3 separate regions of the Mus musculus genome follow, and all the other regions are linked to region 1. Evidence: chromatin loops called from intact Hi-C (ENCODE). Cell type or tissue: gastrocnemius. All regions are shown on one strand. Each heading gives the region's core, and the rest is flanking DNA. Links, peaks and the distances in the headings are about the cores only.

The links. Hi-C counts contacts between places; a loop is a spot of excess contacts. Peaks named below come from ENCODE experiments on the same cell type or tissue, not always from the same donor. Only the 100,000 strongest peaks of a DNase experiment are listed, where the experiment ranks them.
Region 2: a loop joins it to region 1, with 2.3 times the contacts of the local background. A loop is called at or near these places in 3 of 42 quality-filtered maps.
Region 3: a loop joins it to region 1, with 4 times the contacts of the local background. A loop is called at or near these places in 11 of 42 quality-filtered maps.

Annotation. Positions count from the first base shown.
Region 1 is chr13:14,174,022-14,181,798 of GRCm38, reverse strand. Arid4b (AT rich interactive domain 4B (RBP1-like)) reads right to left here. Exons shown (of 24, transcript NM_194262.2): 18 at 495-579. Among named protein-coding and RNA genes, the nearest start is that of Gm26129, 90 kb to the right of the region's middle. In gastrocnemius, for the core only: a CTCF peak has its summit at 3,562 (motif pointing right); no DNase peak of the experiment used is centred there.
Region 2 is chr13:14,031,810-14,039,586 of GRCm38, reverse strand. It overlaps Tbce (tubulin-specific chaperone E), which reads left to right. Exons shown (of 17, transcript NM_178337.3): 1 at 1-49. Among named protein-coding and RNA genes, the nearest start is that of Tbce, 3.9 kb to the left of the region's middle. In gastrocnemius, for the core only: a CTCF peak has its summit at 4,009 (motif pointing right); no DNase peak of the experiment used is centred there; H3K27ac peaks cover 1,980 bases.
Region 3 is chr13:14,061,113-14,068,889 of GRCm38, reverse strand. Ggps1 (geranylgeranyl diphosphate synthase 1) reads left to right here and starts at 5,402. Exons shown (of 4, transcript NM_010282.3): 1 at 5,402-5,684. Arid4b (AT rich interactive domain 4B (RBP1-like)) reads right to left here and starts at 5,106. Exons shown (of 24, transcript NM_194262.2): 1 at 4,858-5,106; 2 at 4,011-4,065. The coding sequence starts at 4,016. In gastrocnemius, for the core only: no CTCF peak of the experiment used is centred there; DNase peaks (open chromatin) are centred at 4,384, 5,130, 5,422 and 5,726; H3K4me3 peaks cover 2,912 bases; H3K27ac peaks cover 2,457 bases.

The sequences.
Region 1 (7,777 bases), core at 1,568-5,567:
AATTAATATTTTTTATTACATATTTTCCTCAATTACATTTCCAATGCTATCCCAAAAGTCTCCCATACCCTCCCCCCCACTTCCCTACCCACTCATTCCCATTTTTTTGGCCCTGGTGTTCCCCTGTACTGGGGCATATACAGTTTGCATGTCCAATGGGCCTCTCTTTCCAGTGATGGCCGACTAGGCCATCTTTTGATACATATGCAGCTAGAGTCAAGAGCTCCGGGGTACTGGTTAGTTCATAATGTTGTTCCACCTATATGGTTACTTAGCACTTTTCTAAAACCTTTCCACAAGTGACAAAAGTAATTAGAGCAAATCCAATATTTGGTAAAATATTAAGTGTTATTTAAAAGAGATGATAATATCAGCATTAGCCCATGCCCACACATGTATTTTAATTGCCTTGGGGTGGGGTGGGGGTGGAAGTGGAGGGTGGAAAAAGTATTTACTTAACAGCTCATGGTACATAGCAAAAATCAAGACTTTACCTTTATTTTCTTCCGATGTTTGATCTTTGGTACATTTTTATCAGCAGGTCTTACTATTTTATCTGCTTTAATCCATTCATCATATCTAAAATTAAGAGAAATGAGCATAAATATGTAAACTATAAGCCACTGAAGGAACTATACTACATTCACATAGAAACTAAAATATTTACAACTTCCAAGGCTCTTAGAGATCTGATGAGTATGCAATCAAGACATCAAAGAGAGTCAAACTGACTGTCCCATGGTCACTACCGAATGAACCAAACCCTCCTAAACCCTCTAGGTTCACTACTCCTCCACTCAAACCAATCATGCACAGTAAATACTGAAAAATTATAATCTTTTCTACACATTTGTTTTGCGTTTAAGCAATGGGTAGGAATTTTCCCCTCTAAACCTACCAAGATAGCATGCTATAGTTAAGTAACACTCTGATAGAAAGCCTCCTATTGCTATTTAGAGAATGCAAATAACCCTGGGGCAGGGAGGCGCTGCTCAGAAAATGCTAGAAAAACATTCATCTGCCCTAAGTTTTCTGTGCCCTAAAAAGCTTCTTTCATATAGTTACAAACATTGAAGGGTCAACAGAGCTATGATGACGTCTCAATTCAATGTTCAAAGTTCAGGATTTTGCAAGGTGCAAAATACTACTGACTACATTAAACTATTAAAAAAAAAAAGAGTACTTTTTTCCTTTAAAAAAAAAGCTAGGAAAAAAACATTAGAGGCGGCTGGAGAGAAGAAGTCTTGTAGGTTAAGAGCACTGTGCCTTCCAGAGGTCCTTAGTTCAATTCCCAGCAACTACATGGTGGCTAACAATCATCTATAATGAGATCTGTGACCTCCTCTGGCCTACAGGTACACATGCAGGTAGAATGCTATATACATGATAAATAAACAAGACTTAAAAAAATTAGAAAGTAATTCAGTCATTCTCTGTTTCAAAGCTATACCCATAAAAGAATGACTATTTGTCATTTGTTTATTTATCTGCCTGCAGTACTGGAGATTAAAAACTATAGACTTGCATATCCTAAGCTATGACTCCAGTCTTTAATAACAAACACAAAATCCTGAAAATAAGGTTTAAGATTAAAATGTCTTCATTATTACAAGCATTTATAGTGAAGTAACAATGGTCCCAAATCAAGAACTAAATTAACAAGCTGTGATGAATCAGGCCTTGAGAGGCTAACGGAAGAGTTTCAGGAGCTTCAGGCCAGCCTGGCTACAGATGTGAATTACAGACAGTCTGGGTTACAAAGAGCGACCCAATCTCAAAAAGCAACCACCCTCCTGGAGGGAAAAATTTAATTATACAAGTCATCATTTGATTAAACATGTTTTCACGTTATGACAAACAGAAGTCCTACAAGCATCTAAAGCAACCCTCAGGCGAGTGTTTCACAGGCCAGTATGAAACTGCTGACTCAGCTCCACATTGTAGCACACCAAGACTCCTCCTGGCTAAACCTGATGGTGGCCATAAAAGAGATAATGAGTTATAGGATGCATTCTGGACACATATCAGTGTCTCTATAAGTGTCCCACTGATTGAACCATTCACAACATCAGCAGTCTAACACATTAGTAAATGAAAACTAAACCCACATGCCATATATGTGTTTTAAGGCTCAAATGTATAATACCTGAGAAAGCTGCAAACCAAGTATTGCTTTTCCTTTGGTACTTAGCCTGATACAGTAGTATACACTTAGCATTACAGTACATTTTTGCCTATCACAGCAGCATCAAAACACTGCATTATGCTTAAGAAAGCCATTTAGGGACAAAGGATCCCTGAGTGGTAGAGTACCAGCTCCCCAGTCTAACATTTCCTAGAGATATCACAGTTTTATAAGAATGAATAGGATTCTAGATGTACCTAGAGTTTCAGATACCTGAGAGGAGGAGAATCATTTGAGCCTAGGAATTCAAGGCCACCCTGGGCAACACAGCAAAATCCTGTCACAAGGGGCCAGAAAGATGGCTCAGCAAGTAAAAATACTTGCCATGCAGACTGAAAACTTTGAGTTCCACCTCTAGAACCCAGTAAATGTGGAATGAGAGAAATAGCTCCAAATTGTTGTCCTTTAACTTTTACATGCACACTGTGGCATGCACATCCCGCAAACATACTCCTCGCGAATAATAAATAAATTTAAAAGTAGAACCAAACTCAAGCCAGCAATGATGTCAAAGCCCTCCATGCGTATGTGAAAGAGGTTAAGCAGCAGTAACATCCTTATCAGACGGCAATGGGAAGACCAACTAAGTGAAAGGTACTCAGACCTACAACAAAAGCTGCAGTGCACTCTGCTTAGGCTACATGAAATTAAGACTTATAGATACTATTACTAATATATGCTAAAAAGAGACAAAAATACACTCATTTTAAAGATAATGGAAGTGGATATTTGGTGCAGACAGAAAACAGGAAATTGAGTTCCAGTTCAAATATCTTTTCTTTGTTTTGCTTCATTCTGTGTAGCCCTGGTTGTCTGGGAACCTGCTCTGAATATCAGTTTTGCACTGAGACACTGTTTCAATGTAGTGTGGACTAGCCAGAATTTGCTATGTAGCCGAGACTGACCTTGATTCCTGACCTTCCTGCTTTTCACTCTGGTGTAGAGATTATTGAGAATTCAAATATCTTCTAACACTACAAAAAGCCCAATGTTTTTAAAAAGAAGTGGCAAAAATGAGAAAAATTTCAACTAAGAAATAGAAAAGCAGGAGCTGGTGAGATGGCTCAGCGGTTAAGAGTCCCAATTGGTCCTGAGTTCAAATCCCACCAACCACATGGTGGCTCACAACCACCTGTAACAAAATCTGATGTCCTCTTCTGGAGTGTCTGAAGACAGCTACAGTGTACTTACATATAAATAAATAAATAAATAAATAAATAAATATTAAAAAAAAGAAATAGAAAAGCAAAATATTTTTAATTTTTTTCCCACTGAGATACCTTATTAGATAGAACATTTATTCATCCCTCAAAATACAACTTTAAAGGATACTAGAATTGCTGGATATTGTGATGCATGTCTTTAATCTCAACACAAGGGGGAGGCAAAGGTGGGTAGATCTCTGTTGAGTTTAAGGTCACTCTGGTCTACAAATTGAGTTTCAGGCAAGCTAAGCGCTACATAGTGAAACCCTGTATCAAAAACAAAAAATACCTGAATGTTGGAGCTGAACACATTAAAGAACACCTATAATCTATCACCTAGGAGGCCAAAACAGGAAAATAAAGAGCTCTGAGCTAGTATGGATACAGAGAGAGACTCTGTCTCAGAAAACACCAACATTAACAAATAAGAATAAAAGAATATACTGCAAGTGTATAACAGCCTTATCCTCTTGACTATCATGATTCTCCCTGTACAGGAGGGCTCCCCCGAGTTATTTATTGTTTTAAGAATCAATAGGAGGGAACTGGAAGATAGCTCAGCAAATAAGAGGTACATAGACAGAGTCCAAGGGCATCTGCATTCACATACATACACACAGACACATGAAAAGAGTGAAGAAAAAAATAGGCTAAAAAAAAAAAAAAAATCACATAGGATACCAACCATTCAAAATAATTAGGAAATGGGAGCAACCTAATTATCCATTAACAGGTGAATGGATGATGAAAATGTGACATACATTTTTTATATATATATATATATATATATATATATATATATATGTGTGTGTGTGTGTGTGTGTGTGTGTAATGAAATTTTATCAAGCTATAAATAAAAATAAAATCATTACACATGCTGGAAAATGGATAACCAGAAATCATTATGGTAAATGAAATAAGAGCGGTTCAGAAAAACAAAACAAAACAAAAAACAACTTCGTGGTTTCTCAAATATGCAGACTCTAGACTTTAAGTTTTAGATAGATGTATGTAGAGTTGTGAGTGTAGATCATGAAACTGGAATGGTAATCATGAGCATATATCTTAATGGGGAGCAACATGAGAAAGAGAAGGAAGAGACAGGATAAGGGGGAGAATGGAAGAGTAATACCAGTAAGAACAAAGTATGGGTGAAAATGTCATAGTGACTTTAGAAGAGAATCACAATACAAGGAATCAAGGATATGCATTCGAATATGGATCTCCACTGAGCAGAGAACACTAGGATTACAACAGCAACTCTATGTAACAGTTGTTCAGATGAACCCTGTCAAATTACTGTATTCCTGTTCATCAGTCAGCATGCTTCATGATGTTGAGGTTCAAGCACAGTCTTATGGCTATATGAAAGCAGAGAGACTGACTGGATGGCTCACACACCCATCTGCCTTTACCTTTACTAAAAAGTACCAAGGAACAACAATGGCCTCTTCATTGCAAGAAAAGACAGGACAGAAGCGAAGAGGACTTTTGTTGTCTTGTGTTTTTCCTATTCAAGAACATATTTAAAAAGTTAAAACAAATAGTAAACAAATTAGGCCTGATTGTTTTAATTAAGCAGTATAGTTCAGGGGTTAAACACTTTGTCAGTATAAGCAAGGCTCTAGAATTGAGCCTTAGTACTACCAAAAAAGGAAGAAAAAGAAGGACTGGTTAGCCTCAGCTTTCCAATTCCATTATTAGTAATTATATAATAATTTTGTACATAGAACCTTGATAAGCATCTGATATACATCTAAACTGCTAGGCAAATACAAATGCCTAATCTGAGAAGACACATACTAAAAGTACTTAATATAAAAGATTCACATGTCTTGTGGCCTGAAAAAAATGGTCAAAATTATATAGAAAAGCGTATTTATTCAATACATATCAATGCATTCAGCATAAAGTTACAATGTAGCACTTATCTGCAAGGAGCATACAATTTAACCTAGAAGACAATGCAAAATAGTAATTGCACGGTAATGATACGAACCTTTTGAAAGAAGACGTCATGTCGGATGTGACCTTTTTAATATGTTGACAATACTGACACATTGCAAAAGGAAACCATTCAGAGACAGCTGACTACTTGCTCTCACCAGAGAAAACTACAAGCTCTGAAAAGCTTTCTGACTTTTGTTTGGCTGTGTTGGCAAATCATTTGGTGATAATAAAGCAGCAGACCGTTGGTCTATAAAATGGTTATTATGCCCACTTCGACAGATCTTCTGAAACCCAGCTTTCAAAAAAATACTTTATGCACATAGTAATATATACCCAGCCATACCTTTAGCTAAAAAAAAAAAAAAAAAAAAAAAAAGCACACAGAAACAGGTGTTTTAAAAATACTGTCAGAACAGCTGGACATGGTGGTCCACGCCTTTAATTCCAGCATTTAGGAGGCATAGATAGACAAGATCTCTGTGAGTTTAAGCCAGCCTGGGATACCCAGCGAGTTCCAGGCCAGCCAGGTATACAGAGTGGGACCCTGTCTTAAAGCAAAGCAGAGCAAACAAAGCAAAAACAAATGTTCAGAGTAAAACCAAGTTGACACAATTCTTTAAAACTATCTGAAATAAATGTAAAGGTTATTACAAAGAAACACCCCAAATAATTAGCTATTAAGTTAAATACCAAAATTCTAAAATGGTACTAAGTAATTATTTAAAAATTATTGACAACATATTTTATTTAAAATACTGACACATAGCTAAAGGAAACCATTCAGAGACCGCTGAGTACTTGTTCTCACCAGAGAAAGCTACAAGTTTCTCTTACTAGTAAATCCATAAAATGACATGAATGCTATTCATCAAAATCAAGAATAAATAGCAGCCTGGCAGTGGTGGCACATGCCTTTAAATCCAGCACTCAGTAGGCAAAAGCAGGCCGATTTTTATGAGTTCAAGACCAGCCTGGTCTACACAGAGTTCCAGAACAGCGGGAGCTATAGGGAGAAATCCTGTCTCGAAAACCAAACCAAACCACACCACCCCCACCAAAAAGAAAAGAAAAGGAGGGGAGGGGAGGGGAGGGGAGGGGAGGGGAGGGGAGGGGAGGGGAGGGGAGGGGAGGGGAGGGGAGACAGTCAAGCATTATGGTACAGCACTTAGGACACGAAACAGGAGGATAAATAAGGTCACCCTCACCTAATCAGGAAGTTCAAGGCCAGCCTATGCTACATAAGACTTATCTTCACCACCACCACCCTCAAAAAATATAACTGCAGATGGACAGAAACATGACTATGACAGCATTCTTGTATTTAAATTTTGTCACAAGAAGCTCAACAAAACAGTATAGTCATTCTAACAATAGTATTTCCTAAGGATTCTAATGCTAGTGTCTGTCGATAGCTAGAGAGGTAACAGGTAGGGTCGAGAAAACACCCTGGCCAAGTACAGACCAAGCTCAGACCACTGCAAATGGTTAAGAGCTGTGTGGCACTAATTGCAAAATGTATATCCCCAAAGTTGAGTTTTTCAAATAATTGATTAAGTTTCAGAAATTGTACTCGTACATATTTGAACAACAACAGAAATGTACTTATTAGTTTGTAAATTATGATATGGAACATGTCCAAGTGGATGTTTTTGAAACATCTGCCAACCTCTAAAACTACTCAGTGAGACAGACCTAGGTTTAGTCAACAGTCTGAACTGAAAATACAAATCAAAAATCAAGGCTCTCCGGTATAACCATAATGGAATTGTTAATCTTTTTCATGAAGTTGATGCTGATTTTCACTTGTACTCCTGCACTGTGATTAATTCAAAAGTCAATCTCTTCTAAAACAAGTTTACAAGTATTTGTTTACAATCATCAAATGAGGTACATTTTACGGGCCTTTAACTACTACACTAAAGAACAAAGGATGATTTTCCAGAGTATTTGCTTTTTTTTTTCCCATTATTACAATAATCTCAAAGCAAGAACATGATGATTTTGCATGGTTTCCTCAGCACACTAATTCCACTAAATGGAATACACTCAGGTACAACAAAACAAGGGTAGACTAGTCTAAAAAAAGAACTAGAAAACTAAGCTGAAAAGGAACAGTTCAGTAATTTTAAAAGAACAAGAGAAAAAAGAAAGTCCTAAGAAATGAGGATTCCCAATGGAACTGAATCTCTCAGTTGCTAACAAAGACTAGCTCAGTGTTCTAAAGAGAAGTTATACTCCTGAGCCCTGAGAACGCCATTATATGAATCATATTATTATGATTAGTTAGGAAAACAGCAACATAAAGTAACAAACTACAGTAGTTAGCAGAAGACAAAACAAAAAATTAAAGAGAAAATTTCCAAATACAAATAAGAAATAAAGCACAAGATAATTAAGGGTAGAAAAGTAAGAGAAAAAACAAAAAACAAAAAAAGCA
Region 2 (7,777 bases), core at 2,012-6,011, 140 kb after region 1:
CGCTGATTGCGTGAGGGTCTCTGGGTGCTGACAGACCGGCAGAGGGAAGGTGAGCTTCGTAAGGTCGTGGAGCTGAGGTGGCGAGCTGCCCAATGGGGCTGGGTTGCCTGAGTGTGTGCTTTCTGCTCCGAGACTTCTCCGGTCGGCTGGGCCCCATTGTGGGCTGACCCAGCGGAAGGCTAGTGCGCCTGCGCCAAGCGCCTTCTGGATCCTCCCCACCCCTCCCCCGTTAACATCTGGGCGTGGGTCTCAAGTGATGCTGCCATCTCTTCCTTTTGACGTTTCTGGTGGACAGCGGTGGAGGGTGGTGGGAGGGCAGAGAGGAGTATTCAGATTTTTTTCCCTTTTTTTGAGGGGGATATTTTATTTACATTTAAAATGTTATCCCCTTTCCCGGTTTCCCCTCCGGAATCCCTCTATTTCATCCTTCCTTCCCCTGCTTCTTTGAGGGTGCTCCCCACCCACCCGTCCACTCCCACCTCGCCGCCCTGGCAGTCGCCTACACTGGGGCATCGAGCCTTCACAGGGCCAAGGACCTCACCTCCCATTGATGTTCAACAAGGCCATCCTTTGCTACATATGGGGCTGGAACCATGAGTCCCTTCATGTGTACTCTTTGGTTGATGGTTTAGTTCCTGGGAGCTCTGCAGGGTCTGGTTGGTTGATATTGTTCTTCCTGTGCGTTGCAAACCCCTTCAGCTCCATCAGTCTTTTTTTCTCTAACTCCTCCGTTAGGGATCTTGTGCTCAGTTCAATGGTTGGCTGCTAGCAGCTGCCTCTGTATTTGTTAGGCTCTGGAAGCGCCTCTCTAGAAACAGCTATATCAGGCTACAGTCTGCACACTTCTTGCCATCCACCTTAGTGACTGACTTATCTCACTCAGGATATTTTCTAGTTCATTCACTTGCCTAAGAATTTCATGAAGTCATTGTTTTAATAGCTGAGTAGTACCCCATTGTGTAAATGTACCTCATTTTCTGTATCAGTTTCTCTGTTGAAGGACATCTGAGTTCTTTCCAGCTTCTGGCTATTATAAATAAGGCTGCAATGAACAGAGTGGAGCATGTGTCCTTGTTATATGTTGGAGCATCTTTTGTGTATATGCCCAGGAGTAGTATAACTGGGTCCTCAAATAGTACTATGTCCAATTTTCTTACAAACCTCTAGACTGATTTCCAGAGTGGTTGTACCAACTTGCAGTCTCACAAACAATGAAAATGTGTGTTCCTCTTTCTCCACATCTGCTGTCACCTGAGTTTTTGATCTTAGCCATTCTGACTGGTGTGAGGTGGAATCTCAGGGTCATTTTGATTTGATTTCCCTATGACTAAGGATGTTGAACATTTCTTTAGGCGCTTCCTGGGCATTCAGGATTCCTCAATTGAGAATTCTTTCTTTAGCTCTGTACCCCATTTCTAATAGGGTTATTTGGTTCTCTGGAGTCTAACTTCTTGAGTTCCTTGTATATATTAGATATTAGCCTTCTATCAGATATAGGATTGATAAAGATCTTTTCCTGATATGTAGGTTGCCGTTGTGTCCTGATGGCAGTGTCCTTTGCCTTCAGAAGCTTTTCGGTTTTATGAGGTCACTTTTGTTAATTGTTGATCTTAGAGCTTGAGTCATTGGTGTTCTGTTCAGGAAAATTTCCCCTGTGCCCATGTGTTCGAGGCTCTTTCCCACTTTCTCTTCTACTAGATTAAGTTTATCTGGTTTTATATGAAGGTCCTTGATCCACTTGGACTTGAGCTTTGTACAGGGAGGTAAGAATAGATCAATTTGCATTCTTCTACATGTCAACCACTAATTGAACCAGCAGCATTTGTTGAAAATGCTGTCTTTTTCCCACTGAATGGTTTTAGCTCCTTTGTCAAAGATCAAGTGACCATAGGTGTGTGGGTTCATTTCTGGGTCTTTCTTGCGCGTGCTCGACTGGCCAGGAAGAATGATGTTACAACAGGATCCTTCTGCACACGTTTATTGGGAGAGATTGATTGTAGAGGCGAAAAGACCCCGAGCCCAGAACTGGTGCTGCTTTTATAGGCCTAGGAGAGGCGTGTCTCACACCCGGATTGGTTATGCACTAAGCCTCATTTGCATGTTCCTCATCTGATTGGCTCCTCTCTCTCAGTACCTTACAGAACCTCATTATCATACCTCATTTGCATGTCTCACATCTAATTGGTTATACTCTCAGTACCTTACAGAACCTCATTATCATGCCCGGGCCAGGCAGTGTCTTTGCAAAAAACTTTACTGCATATGTACACGTTGGTTGTTTGTCCAATCTTATGCGTGGTGGCCAGCAGTAGTCAGTGCCACTCAGCAACGGCACATGTGGCTTCCCACAGGTCTTCAATTCTATTCCTTTGCTCTTCCTGCCTGTCTCAGTACTAATACTATGCACTTTTTACCACTATTGCTCTGTAGTACAGCGTGAGGCCATGGATGGTGATTCCCCCAGAAGTTCTTTTATTGTTATTTCAATATCCTGGATTTTTGGTTATTCCAAATGAATTTGCAAATTGTTCTTTCTAACTCTATAAAGAATTGATTTGGAATTTCGATGGGGATTGCATTGAATCTATAGATTGCTTTCTGCAAGATAGCCATTTTTACTATATCAATCCTGCCAATCCACGCACATAGGAGATCTTTCCATCTTCTGAGATCTTCAGTTATACAGACCTTTCACTTGTTTGTTTAGCGTCACACCAAGGTATTCTATATTATTTGTGACTATTGTGAAGGGTGTTGTTTCCCTATTTTTTTTTCCTCATCCTGTTTATCCTTCGAGTAGAGGAAGTTTAGGAGTTCTCTGGTGGAATTTTGGGGGTCACTTATATATAGTCTCATATCATCTGCAAGTAGTGATATTTTGACTTCTTCATTTCCAAATTGTGTCCCTTTGACCTCCTTTTGTGGATTAATTGCTCTGGCTAGGACTTTGAATACTATATTGAGTAGGTAGGGAGAGAGTGGGCAGCCTTGTCTCGTCCCTGGTTTTAGTGGGATTGCTTCAAGTTTCTCTCCATTTAGTTTGATGCTGGCTACTGGTTTGCTGTAGATTGCTGTTACTATGTTTAGGTATTTGGTCCTGGAGAGCTGTGCCACAGGGCTAACTTCCCGGTGCAGATGGAGACCAGAAGGATCTTGTTTTGTGGTTCCTGAGCTCTCGGATCTCCTGGCAGTTCCCTCTTTGGCAGTTATTGCAGCAAAAGTGTTCGCCTCGTCTGTGAACTAAGGAGTAACAGCTCTCCTGGGAGACCAGATCTCTCCGGGCAGGATTTCAGAATTCTTTTTTCTTTTTGAGAGAGGGTCTCATTCTGTAATCCAAGGCGGTTTGGGAAATAATCTGAGGCTGGCCTCAAACTATCATCAACACTTTTGCTTTGCTTTAGCCTCTCAGTGTACTAGCCAGCAAGTCTGGCAATCAATAAATTTACGAATTTTTAAAACAAGGATTCACTGTTAGAAGCAGAACTCACATTTAGAGCAGGATGACCTTGAACCCGTGGCAATCCTCCAGCCTCAGAGTGCTGAGACTACATTTGTGATTCACCACGCCTTCAGAATAACAGGTTTTTTGTTTTTTTTTTTTTTGGTTTTTGGTTTTTGGTTTTTTTCCAGACAGGGTTTCTCTGTGTATCCCTGCCTGTCCTGGAAATCACTCTGTAGACCAGGCTGGCCTTGAACTCAGAAATCCGCCTGCCTCTGCCTCCCGAGTGCTGGGATTAAAGGCGTGCGCCACCACCGCCCGACCCAGAATAACATTTTTTACAGAGTTTACTACCATTTGGGGATTGGTCTGTGAGCTGTAGTTGAATCCAAGATTAGGGTGTGATTTAGTCATCCCCAAAGAAACAGGCTTGTTGAGACAACAGGGTCTATAAATGCTAATAAGAAGACTGCTCTCTTGTCTGGTGTGAAAGTTAGCCAGGTCCACTATCCATTGAGGTTTTCTACTATCTTTTTATGTCATTACTTTTTAAATTTATTTATTATATGTAAGTACACTGTAGCTGTCTTCAGACACTCCAGAAGAGGGCGCCAGATATTGTTACGGATGGTTGTGAGCCACCATGTGGTTGCTGGGATTTGAACTCAGGATCTCTGGAAGAGCAGTCAGTGCTCTTAACCGCTGAGCCATCTCTCCAGCCCCATATGTCATTACTTTTAAATTTTCTTTTTTAAGATTAATTTTTATTTTATCTGTATGGGTATTTTATATATAAGGTATGTATGTGCACCACATGTATGCAGTGCACCAGGAGGCCAGAACAGGGCATTGGATCTCCTGAGACTGGAGTTACAAATAGTCTTGGGCTGCCATGTGAATGCAGGGTTTTGAACCTGGGTTCACTGGAGGAGTAGCTAGTTGTCTTAACCACTGAGCCATCTCTCCAGCCCTAGTTTTAATTTTTCTATGTACTCATGTTACGGGTGATGTTGTAAACACTACCTGGAACTTTTGTTTGTTTTGGTTTGGTTTTAGAGGTATCTTTATATAGTCCTGGCTGTTTGGAAGCTTAGTGTGTAGACCAAGTTGGTTTGGAACTTCCCCTCTCTGCCTCTAGAGTTCTGGGCTTAAAGATGTGGGCCACCACAGCCCAATGCAGACAATTTTATAAATCATAGTTTTTATTAGGGTCTATAAAAATATTCAGAGGTTTAAGGTACTGATCCAGATCTGCCCTGATTTAGAGAAAGTTCTTCCACAGTGGCCTTGAGACCACTGGAGTCCGTCATGCCAGACCATTTCCTCCTTGTTTATTTCCTGCTGCAGGGTTTCTGAATTGCTACCCCTACCTCATCCACCTCATTTGTAATCAGATTCATTTTCAGTGCATCATTGAGGAGGAGTGTGGTGTTCTGTGTTGTTCCATGAAGGGGACTTTTTCTTTGTTCATAATTGGGTCACAGTGTAAAAGAATCAGATTCGCTAGAAGTTGGCTTCTTTTAATATTGAAGGCAATACCTACTCCACCTTTGGTTACCAGTGTCATCAGTCTCCCCAGAATGGCTTTTGACTTGCTTTTGTTAAAGGAGACCACAGAAAGCAAATTGATGCGAAACTAGTACACTTCCTATTACTCCCCTAAAGAGAATTAGTCGTTTTCTCCTTTCTTCCTCCTCTTCTTTTTCTTTTTCCCTTTCCTTTCCTTTCCTTTCCTTTCCTTTCCTTTCCTTTCCTTTCCTTTCCTTTCCTTTCCTTTCCTTTTCTTGTCCTGGGGCCTCCCTTATACTAGGTTACTGCTCTACCACTAAACTCTACCCCCAGCCATGGTAGGGTCTTGTCTGTGCTGATCTTTAATATTTGATTTTCCTACCTCAGCCCCAGAGTAGTTGCAATTATAAGCCTGTGGGTCTGGCAGGACTTTGCCATGTGACTTACTGGCCTATTGTATTTATCTCAGTTGTCTACTGAGACACTTGTTCAGCCCAAACCTTCAGAGTCATTATGACTCAGCATTTTTGTGTATTCATAACAGCTAATTCTCTGACAGTCAAAATATGTCCAAATCATCAAGCCATTTCTCAACAACACTCACCTGTTTAAAAAAAATAGCAGTGTCTCTCATAAGATTACTGTCCCTAACTACTAGTCACAGTTTCTTCTTGTCAGTTAGCATCACAGAATCTACAGGAATCGTTTTAAGAAAGTAAGATAATCTCATTCCTTTGCGGTTTTACTCTGCAGAGTCCTAACTGACCTGGCCCTGCATCATCCTTGATCTGCCAATTGCTGATCTCTCTCTCTCTCTCTACATAAATATATATATATATGTGTGTGTGTATATATATATTTATTTTATTTATTTATTTATTTTTTAGAGACAGGGTTTCTCTGTGTAGGCCTGACTGTCCTGGAACTCACTCTATAGACCACCAGGCTGGCCTCGAACTCAGAAATCCACCTGCCTCTGCCTCCCAAGTGCTTAAAGGCGTGTTCCACCACTGTTTGGCTGATTGCTGACTTTTTAATTGCACCATTATCTACCCTCAAACACATTGTAACTTCTAAGATAATAAGATTTTCAGTTTCTTTGCCTGAATGGTCTGTATGGTCATAGTTCAGTGTCTCACCTCTTCCCCTGCGTTTTGGAGTAATATCTTTCTTGGCCATCTTCCATCTTTAACAGAGCTACTGTTCTTCTTGTCCTGTTGTTTATCCCTTTCTTTGTATCATGTGATGTACCCAGTTATCTGGTATATTGTGTTTCTCACCAAAAGGATAGATGCTTCCAGAAGGCAGATATTTTCCTGCTCTGCCCTTAGTACCTAGAAAAGTGTCTGGCTTTCAGTAGGAAGTTGTAACTGTGGATTGAAGGTATTTAGGTTTTTCTACCATAATATACATGTTTACAGTGTCTGCCAGTGACCTACAACGTCTAATATGTTGTATTTTATTTGCGTGACTATTTGCATGTTTGTACATACAGGGTAGGGCATATTTGTGGCACAGATAGATGCATGTGCACATGTATGCATGTGGAGGCATGAAGTTGATGTTGGGTATGTTCCTTGATCTCTTCTATTTTATTTTTTGAGGCAGTACAGTATTTCTTGCAGAACCTGGAGCTCACAGCTTCCTGTTAATACAGCTAGCTGGCTTGTTAAAAAGGAGCCATTCTCTGCTTCCCAAGATACTGGGATTGTGAGTGGCTGCCACACAAACCCAGCACTTAGATGGGGTCTGGGAATCCAAAATCTTGTGTACAAGCTTGCATGGCAAGTACTTTGTCTATTCAGTCATCTCTTCAGCCAAGCATTTAGTACTTGCCCTTTGCAGGGGTTGGATTTTTTTCTTTTTAATTAATTTTCTCTTTTCACTTTTCTCCAGCCACTTGTTTAAAAGATACATTATTTTATTTTTCTTATAACGATTAACTTATAACTTACTATATATTCTTTATTCAAATCTATTTACAATTTTTATCCTGTGAGCAATATTTCTTATAATCTTTAAGTTGCTGATTTCCAGCAAGCTTCTTAGATCATCTCAGCACTTAGTTTTTTTTTAATATATATATATATAGAGAGAGAGAGAGAGAAAGAGAGAGAGAGAAGAGAGAGAGAAGAGAGTGTTGTGACTGTCTTAACAATAAAGTTATTAGTTAGAACTATTTTCTGGTGTTTTTCTTTGAAATTTGCTGAAGTCAACTTATACTTTATAATAGAATATGTATTTAATGCATATGCACACACATGCAAAACATACTCACTCACTCAACAACAACAACAAAGCCTGCTAAAACAAAAGGAAAAGTGAGCAAGATATGTAAGTGCGTAGTTCAGAGAAAGGGAACCTGAGCAGATGCTCATCTTCCATTATCACTGGATAAAATACACGGTTTACAGATCTCTCAGGACTAGAGCACTTGCCTAGGATGCCTCAGGTCTTGGATTTGATCTCCACCATAAACAACAAAACAAACAAAATGCATACACTGGTAAAACTTTGTGGATGTTCTTTGTAGGCAAAGTTGTTAGGATACAAGAGTTCATATCCCATATTCTCCTGATAGGACTGTACATTGGAACAACCATTATAAAAGTGTATTTGATATTAGCTATCAAAAAATTAAATGCATATTCTCTTTGGTAAGCAATCCCAGACTAATAACAAGAAGCTGTGAGTTTCTGGCAAGATAACTCCTTGCTCTCCCATTTGTGGAATTCTAGGAATGGAGTTCTACTGGCGTCTTACTCAGGGACTAGAACTTTGCTTCACAGCACAATCTTCTTACAAGCAGGACACTGCCTTGGCAAGTGT
Region 3 (7,777 bases), core at 2,012-6,011, 110 kb after region 1:
TCTCCAGGCCTCTCACACAGCATTGAAGACTCTTTGGTAGTCCTTGCTTACATGTATGAAATCCTGGTTTCAATCTCATTAGCTCAAAGAAAGGGGGGTTCACTCCATCATCTACCACTGCTCTTCTAGTATCACCCTAACACATCATACTTTTTTAAAATTCTGAGGTAAGACTCTTATTACTCAGGTCAGTCTTGAGCTTACTCTGTAACCTAGGCAGCACTGATTTTGCCATTCTCCTGCCAAAGTCTACAAAGTAGGTGAATGACAGACCTGGTAACACACCCAACAAATTTTAGTTTCCAGACGCACCACCCATGTTGTTCCTTTCCATCCAGTGTCTGTCTCCTTGTATCTGAAATACTTTTCCCTTTCTTTGGCTGGCAAAATCTTTACCATTCAGCAGGTATGAACCACATCAGAAAACTTCCCGTGGCTTTCACTTAGCTGTCCTTTCACAGCACATCCTGTAATAATCACAGGGTGGAACAAATACTCCAGAAAGTGCTTTAGTGTTCTGTGTCTTCTACTACATTGAGAGCAAGCCAAACTGCTGATGCTACTCAGTCACACTGGCTGCCACACCAAAGCAGTTCTTAAATGATTTATTTAAAAGAAAAAAAAAAAAAAATGCCAAAGCAGAAAAGGAAGCAAAGAAAGGGAAAAGAGGAAGAGAAAAAGTATCCATGCATACCCAGAACTAAAAAGAGGGCACTTATAGCCAATCAGTGTGTTTACATGGTCCAGGCCAGTACTCACTGAGAGAAATAATATACATGAAACAGCACCTAAATCACTCATTCCCTGAACATTATAATGTCTAAGCCACCTGGCCAATTCACTCCACAACTTACTGCAATATAGTAAGAATGTTGGTAACATGCACAATATAAAAAGCAGAAACAGACTTAAGAAAGAAAACTAGGAATCAATCTGACACAGTTAACTGTAAAAAGCATTTATGAACTTCTATAGCCTACCTCCTAATATATCACCACTGATGCTAAAACATTCCACCAACCAAAGTATGAAAAACATGAGGATTATTGAGATGGTCAGCAGGTAAAGGCCCTTACTATACGGCCTTATGGCCTGAGTCCAATCCTGAGGACCTGTTTGGTGGAAAGAGACTTCCATAAGTTGTTCTATGACCTCATTCAAGTGTATACACACACACAAATAAATAAATGTTAATATTTTGTCAGAAAAGAAAAAAACATGACACCAGCAACCTCTACCCAACAGCAGTGTCCACAGCGACGGCAGCACAAATCCCAAAGCAGACTGCTTTTATGTGACAAGACACAGTTCTCACAGACTACAAGATCTCCAGACAGACACACTAGTCATAACTATGCTTTGTGTAAATTGGTTTTTGAAGGTTGTACAATAGGGAAACTGCTTTTCTACATTTAGACTTTTCTACATTTAATGACTTTAAGACAAAAGCTTATCATTATCTCAATATACTGACACAATAAAATTCTTAGTGACATTAGTAGTTAAGACAAATAATTCAAACTTAAAACTTGCTTCAAAGTAAAATTTGTTTGATAAGATTTAACAGACAGCATAAAATCACTCTGTAGCTCAAATGTCATTTACACACATACACACACACACACACACACACACACACACACGTACACAAGCTACATAAAACTGTTTTCACACACAAAATTGAGCCTGATATACTCAACACCAAACAGCTTTCCTTCATTTTATTTTTTTTCTTTGACAGTCTCACTATGCAGCTTAGTCTGGCCTCAAACCCACTAAGGTCTGTAGCCTCTACCTCCTGAGTGCTGACAATTAAAGGGGTGTGCCATTACACCTAGTGGAAACTTCTTTTTTTAAGATTTATGTTTATTATTTTTACTTATGTGTGTGTGTGAGACTATGTAAATAAATGCTGCAAGAAGTGGAGGTGAGAGGAGGTTAGATCTCTTAAAGCTGGAGTTATAGGTGCTGGGAACCCAACTCCTATCTACAAAGAGCAGTAGGTTCTTAACCACTGAGCTACCTCTCCAGCCCTTGGGGGCAATATTTTAGTACTAGAGATTAGTAAGAATAGATTACCCCAAACTTCCTAAGCTAAAATTAGAAAGTTTCTTTATAAAGTTGAAAGTTTAACAACTGTTTTAAACATTACTAGTAAAAAGTACCTTTATATTAAAAGCAGTTACAGATACACACAAAAGTAGAATTTGTTTAAAACCATGAAACTTTTAAGGCTAAAGTTTCCAACATATTTATTTTTAATTGTTATTTTGATTATTTGTTGGGGACAACAGTTTCCTGTAGACTTGTTGCCCTCCAACTCAATATGTAGACCAGGCTAGCCTCTAACCCAGGCTGTCCTTGAACTACTGATCCTCCTTCCACCAATGGGAAGTGGAAACAGTCACGCACCCTCACACCTGACTTACCTACCTACTTCCTTCCTTCCTTTTTTTCTCTTCAAAAAGAAAAGTTTTTTTTACACAGAAAATGAAAATTAAGAAAAACAAAAACATATTGACATCTTCAACTCAGTACCTCCCTTTCAGACAAACATTTACTGAGAATTTAAGATGTGCCAGACATCACAACAGGAACTAACAGATTACAACATTTATTCCAAATGTATTCAGCTTCCAAATGTATTGTGCAGTATACATTTATCAGTTAACCTAAAGCTTTCCTCCAGTCATACCCAACAACAAGACAGATATATGCTTTCCCTAAAAACTTCACTTTGCCCTAAGACACTCACTTTTCACTATTTCATACAGGTTGTACATCTGTGACAAACAAAAAGGTTCCACCTCTCATACAACACTGGTTACATTTTCATTCATATGAAAGACAGGAACTTAGAAAATAAAAGCCAAGCCTCTACAGAGCCCCAAACTCAAAAAGAGGAAAAAAAAAAAAAAAAAAAAAAAAAAAAAAAAAAAAAAAACCTTTAAAAGGGTCTAAACTGCTTTGTACAAGAGACAAACACAAAGTGGCAACAGCATTTGTAGTCTACAAACAGAAGCTTTTGAAACTGTACCTGGATGCAGTCCTACAAAAGCAATCCTCACTGGATTAATTAAAATTTAAAAAAAAATTAATTAAATTAAAAAAAAAAAAGAATCCCAAAAGAACTGTCAAAAGTAGATGTCATTTACATTCTAACACTTCAATACACACGCTTTCCAAGCATATCTGAATTTGTAGTAGATTTTAAAGAAAAATTTTCCAGTATCAAAGTTCCAACAGTTAAATCTAGATATTTTCAGATACCTAAAGCTTTTCATACCAATATGAAAAAAAAAAAAAAACTAAAACAGCTGTGATTTATTCCATCAATACACAGACTACTTCTTAGACACATTTCTTAGAAGCTATTCTGTGGTCAACATGTTTACTTCAGTACAACCTGCCCATTACACACAACATATCTTAAAAGAGTCAACTCCAAGATCAGTACACCAACAGTGAGAAAAAGAAACCATACAGAAACCTAAGTCCCTAGAAATACAAGGCACAGCAGGCCAACTCGGGTTTCTTTAGGGAAGGAGCACCAAACTGCTTTAAACATCTTCAGTATTTTGCTTTCTGCTTAAAATTTACGGTCCCGGTCACATAATCAAATGACATTTCCTTTCATCATTGAACAGAGAGAGAGACCCACTACAGTTTCAATATTCAGGTTACTAGACCAGCTTTCCGTTTTACGATTTAAGACGCTTTAATGTGTGCAGTTGTTCCTTCGGCTCCATGCAAAAGGTGCTGTTCTGTTTGGGAAACCTGAACAGCTTGGGTGAGGTTATCTCCTAACTGACTCCATAACTTCGAAACACACAGCCTGTGGATGTTCGCTCCAGCTGACCCTGTCAGGGAAAGCTCCACACCGAGCCACTCCACACACACACACACACACACACACACACACACCTGCCTCTGCAAAACTCGCAGGCCTGCTACAGCCCCGACACTTCCTGAATTCGAAAGCCACTCAAACTGGCTAAGTGACGCCTTACCTTCATGGTGACTCTGGGGCCGCGATCCCCACGGCGACACCAGCTTCACCTGCACCTGGAGGGGAAACAAAGACACCGGGTCAGCACCACCGGCACCACCACCACCCCCGCCCCAGGCCGTAGGGGCGGGGGCGGCACCGAGCGGGGCCAGGAGCCCCGAGCAGGCACGCGCCATCCCACCGCCCCTACCGCCCCCACCGCCCGCCGCCCCATTGTCGCGACTCCACGGACTTTTCCCCCGTCCTCCACGATGACGCCATTTCTGTCAGAAGAAAACTCACAACAAGCCCAGGGTCCGGCGCGGCCTGAAGCGCGGCTGCGACCGTCCAAGCCTACGGAACCGCGATGCCCGGAGCCCCCGGACTGAGCCCTCGGTGAACCGGCGGGCCCTTGGGCTGCGGAGGCTCGGCCCCACAGCGTCCGCCCGCGTCCCGCCCGAGCCAAGGCCCACAAGTGGGAGCCGGGACCGGGCACCGAGGACATCCAGCTCCCAGCACGGCGGCCCGAGGCCGCCGGGCCCACGGTGCGGCCCGGGTAGGGCGGCTCCGGCTCGGCGCGGCGGGGGGCGGGGGTCCCAGGAGGCCGAGGCCCCGCTGCGAGCGCCGACTCAGCCCCGTTGCCATCTGCCCCGATGCGCGGCCCGGCCCGGAGCTTCCCCCATAGAAAAGAATGTCCCTACCTCGGGCACAGACGAGGTCTGAGCCCTGCGGCCAGAGCCCCCTGATCCGCCTCCCCCCACCCCCAACACCAGCAGGCCTGTGGGGAGAGAGAGCGAAGGAGCTGCGGGTCCGCCGGCGGCCGGGACTCCGGCTCCGACTCCTCCTCCTCCCGTGGCGGCGACTGGTACCTTTGTTTGGCGGCCGCTCCGGCTCCCTCGCGGGGGGAGGGGGGCGACAAAAAAATCCCTCTCGGACGGAGGTCCGGGCCCCGGTCTCACAGCCCTCCAGAGGAACACGGCGGCCGACCTTCAGCGGCTCCCTCCGGGCAGAAGTCCAGGCGGTGGCCGTCGCGGCGGCAAACTGCGGCTCGAGACTCTCCCTCCGCTCCAGCGCCCGAGCTCCTCACTCCGGACTCGACTGACGGGCAAACATCGCTTTCCCCCCTCTCTGGCCCCCCTGCCCCTTCTCCCCTCCCCTCGGCCCTTTGCCCCTCCCCTACCTCTTTCCCGGATGCCTCTCAGACGACCTAGGATTGGGTAGGATTCTTTGGAGCCCGCCTCTTCCAAGTTTCTATTGGTTTGAGCGATGCAAACAACGACGCCATTTACCCACCAGTTCTATGGAAACAGAAAGTTATCCCTCAATACTTTCTGGGAATTGTAGTCCAGTCTTCTAGGCCAATCGGTAAACTGACGGACATTAGAACTACCAAGACCGCAATGCCCACTTGCCTGCGTTCGACGAGAGAGGGGAGGGGAAGGAGGCGCGGCCATGAGGCAGAGGGGAGGTGGCATACGACGCCTGCGCAGTGTGATAGGGATGGCGTATTTTCTTGCACTGAGTGCTGCGGCGTCGCTGGCCGCTGAGGAGGGCAGAGATTTCTGTGTGAAATAGTGGGAGGGCTCCAAGGAAGCCTCTTGAAGAGCCGCAGTCAGAACAATAAATTGAGAAGTCGATGTGGGCACTGCTAGTCTCGTACCGGCGGCGGCTTCAAGTCTGAGATCATCGTGGAACCGTGAGCAACAGCGCGGTGGCAGGGGGGACCCGGATGGGGAGCGGGGGAGGGGGCGGTACGGAGGAGGAAGCAGTAAGGAGGGAGAGAGGACCCGGATGCTGACCCGGCTCGGAGTGACTGCCGGCCGGGTGCTGGGATGAGGGGAGGCAGAGGAGCTCGGAAAGAGTGGAAGGGCCACCGGTGCAGCGCAGGGAAGAAGCCCGCCTGCGAGCTTATTACAGCTATGCCTGTGTGGAGCCCTTTCTTTTCCTTCAGAGCCATCGCCCCCCGGGGCTTGGAGTCAAAGGTTCTTGCTATGCGCCTAACAGCTGAGCTCGGTGACCCATATCTGTGTCGCTAGTCTCAAGCCAGAGCCGGCCTATTTTAAAAAGAGAGAGAGATACTTTGCATGAAATTTTCAATATTGTATGAATGTTTGATGCTCAGAGTTCACCCTCTGAGATGTTAGAAGTCCTCATGTGGAAAGAGGGGATGTATAACTTCCTGAACGGAAGTCTAGTCAAAATGAAACCTGATAGGAGGACCTTTGGCTTCGAGAGGTATAGAAAGGTTTTCCTGAGAGTGTGAGAACTAAGCTTGACTCAAGAAGCCAGCCAGAGTTACTAAGGGAAGTCCCTAAAGGAAAGGAAACCTGTTTCAGGAAAAAGACTTCCCAGTAGGAAGAACTGAGGCCCAGAGAGGTGAGGTAGGAATTTTGATCCAGTACCCTGGAGACTGAAACAGGATGACCCTGTCTTCAAAAAAGGAAAAAAAAAAAAATTAAAAACAGTTTTTATCTGGTCCAATGGCCCAGTGAACAATAGGATATCTTGGATTCCTAACTTGAATTGCTAAAATGATAACGCACCCAAAAGAAGAGGAAATGCTTAGCATTGTGGTGGTGACAAGTGCTAAGACCAGCCTGATCTACAGTATGAGTTCCAGGCTAGCTTAGGCCACATAGACCCTGTCTCAAGAAAAAAGTATATAGAGGACAATTAGAGAGGCAGCTACAATTGCATTTCTACAGTGGAAACAATCTGTTTGCATAAATACTAATCTACTCTTTGAACAAATTGCTACGAGCTTTTCATTTTGAAAGTGGGAAAATGGTGTCAGATTCAGAGACATTCTGTAGTGACTCCATATAAAACTGAGCTTGTGCCCCTCAGCCATTATTACCTCTTAAATTTAAGTCTAGTACACGAGAAGCCGAAAAGTCTAACTGTGATAAATTGACAGTTGTGGATTTAAAAAAAAAAAAAATTTTTCAAGAGTGTATAGAACTCAAACTGCCTTAGGCTCTTAAGAAAAAAAATACCAAACATTGTTTCTCAGTATTCACAAACATTGAGTTCTCATGTTTACCCCTCCACTGATAATACTATGTGTAAATATTTTGGGGGAAAGAACATTAATGACTCACATGAGTATTGTTAATGTGAGTGAGCAAAGGGAAGAGTGTTTAATTCATCACTGGTAGAGAAATAGGAAAGATTAAGAAAACTTCAGAATTTAAAGGACTCTTAATTTCTGTGCAGACTGTCACTTGCTGTCGACTAAGAGGCAAATTCTTGAAAAGTGACCTCATTATTATAAGTTAGGTCAAATGTGTTTTCCAGGATGCAAACAAGATAGCAGCTGGCTTCTTGCTACCACTCTAGTTGAGAAGAGATGGCTGCTAGCCTTTGGACTTTACCCAAAACCAAAAAAAAAAAAAAAATTTTTTTTTTAACAATCTTCTTCCAGAATGATGTTACCAACATTATCTGCCTCCTTCCTTCTTTGCATCTTCTTTATTGTTCACCTCTAAGAACCAAGCAACATGTCCATGTACCTCATCCCATACCTGCTCTACCACCACCACCCCCATCTCCATGTGGATGACCCTATTCCCCCACCCCAACTTTACCAGACCTCCCCACTCCCTGGGAGAGACCTCAGGTCTCTCCACGGTTAGGTGCCTGCGTCCTCTCTCAATGATTCCAGATCAGGCAGTCCTTTGCTGTATATGTGTCAGGGTGCTCATATCAGCTGGTGTATGCTGCCTGGTTTGTGGCTCAGTGTCTGAGAGTTTGGGGTCCAGGTTAGTTGAGCCGGCTGGTCTTCCTATA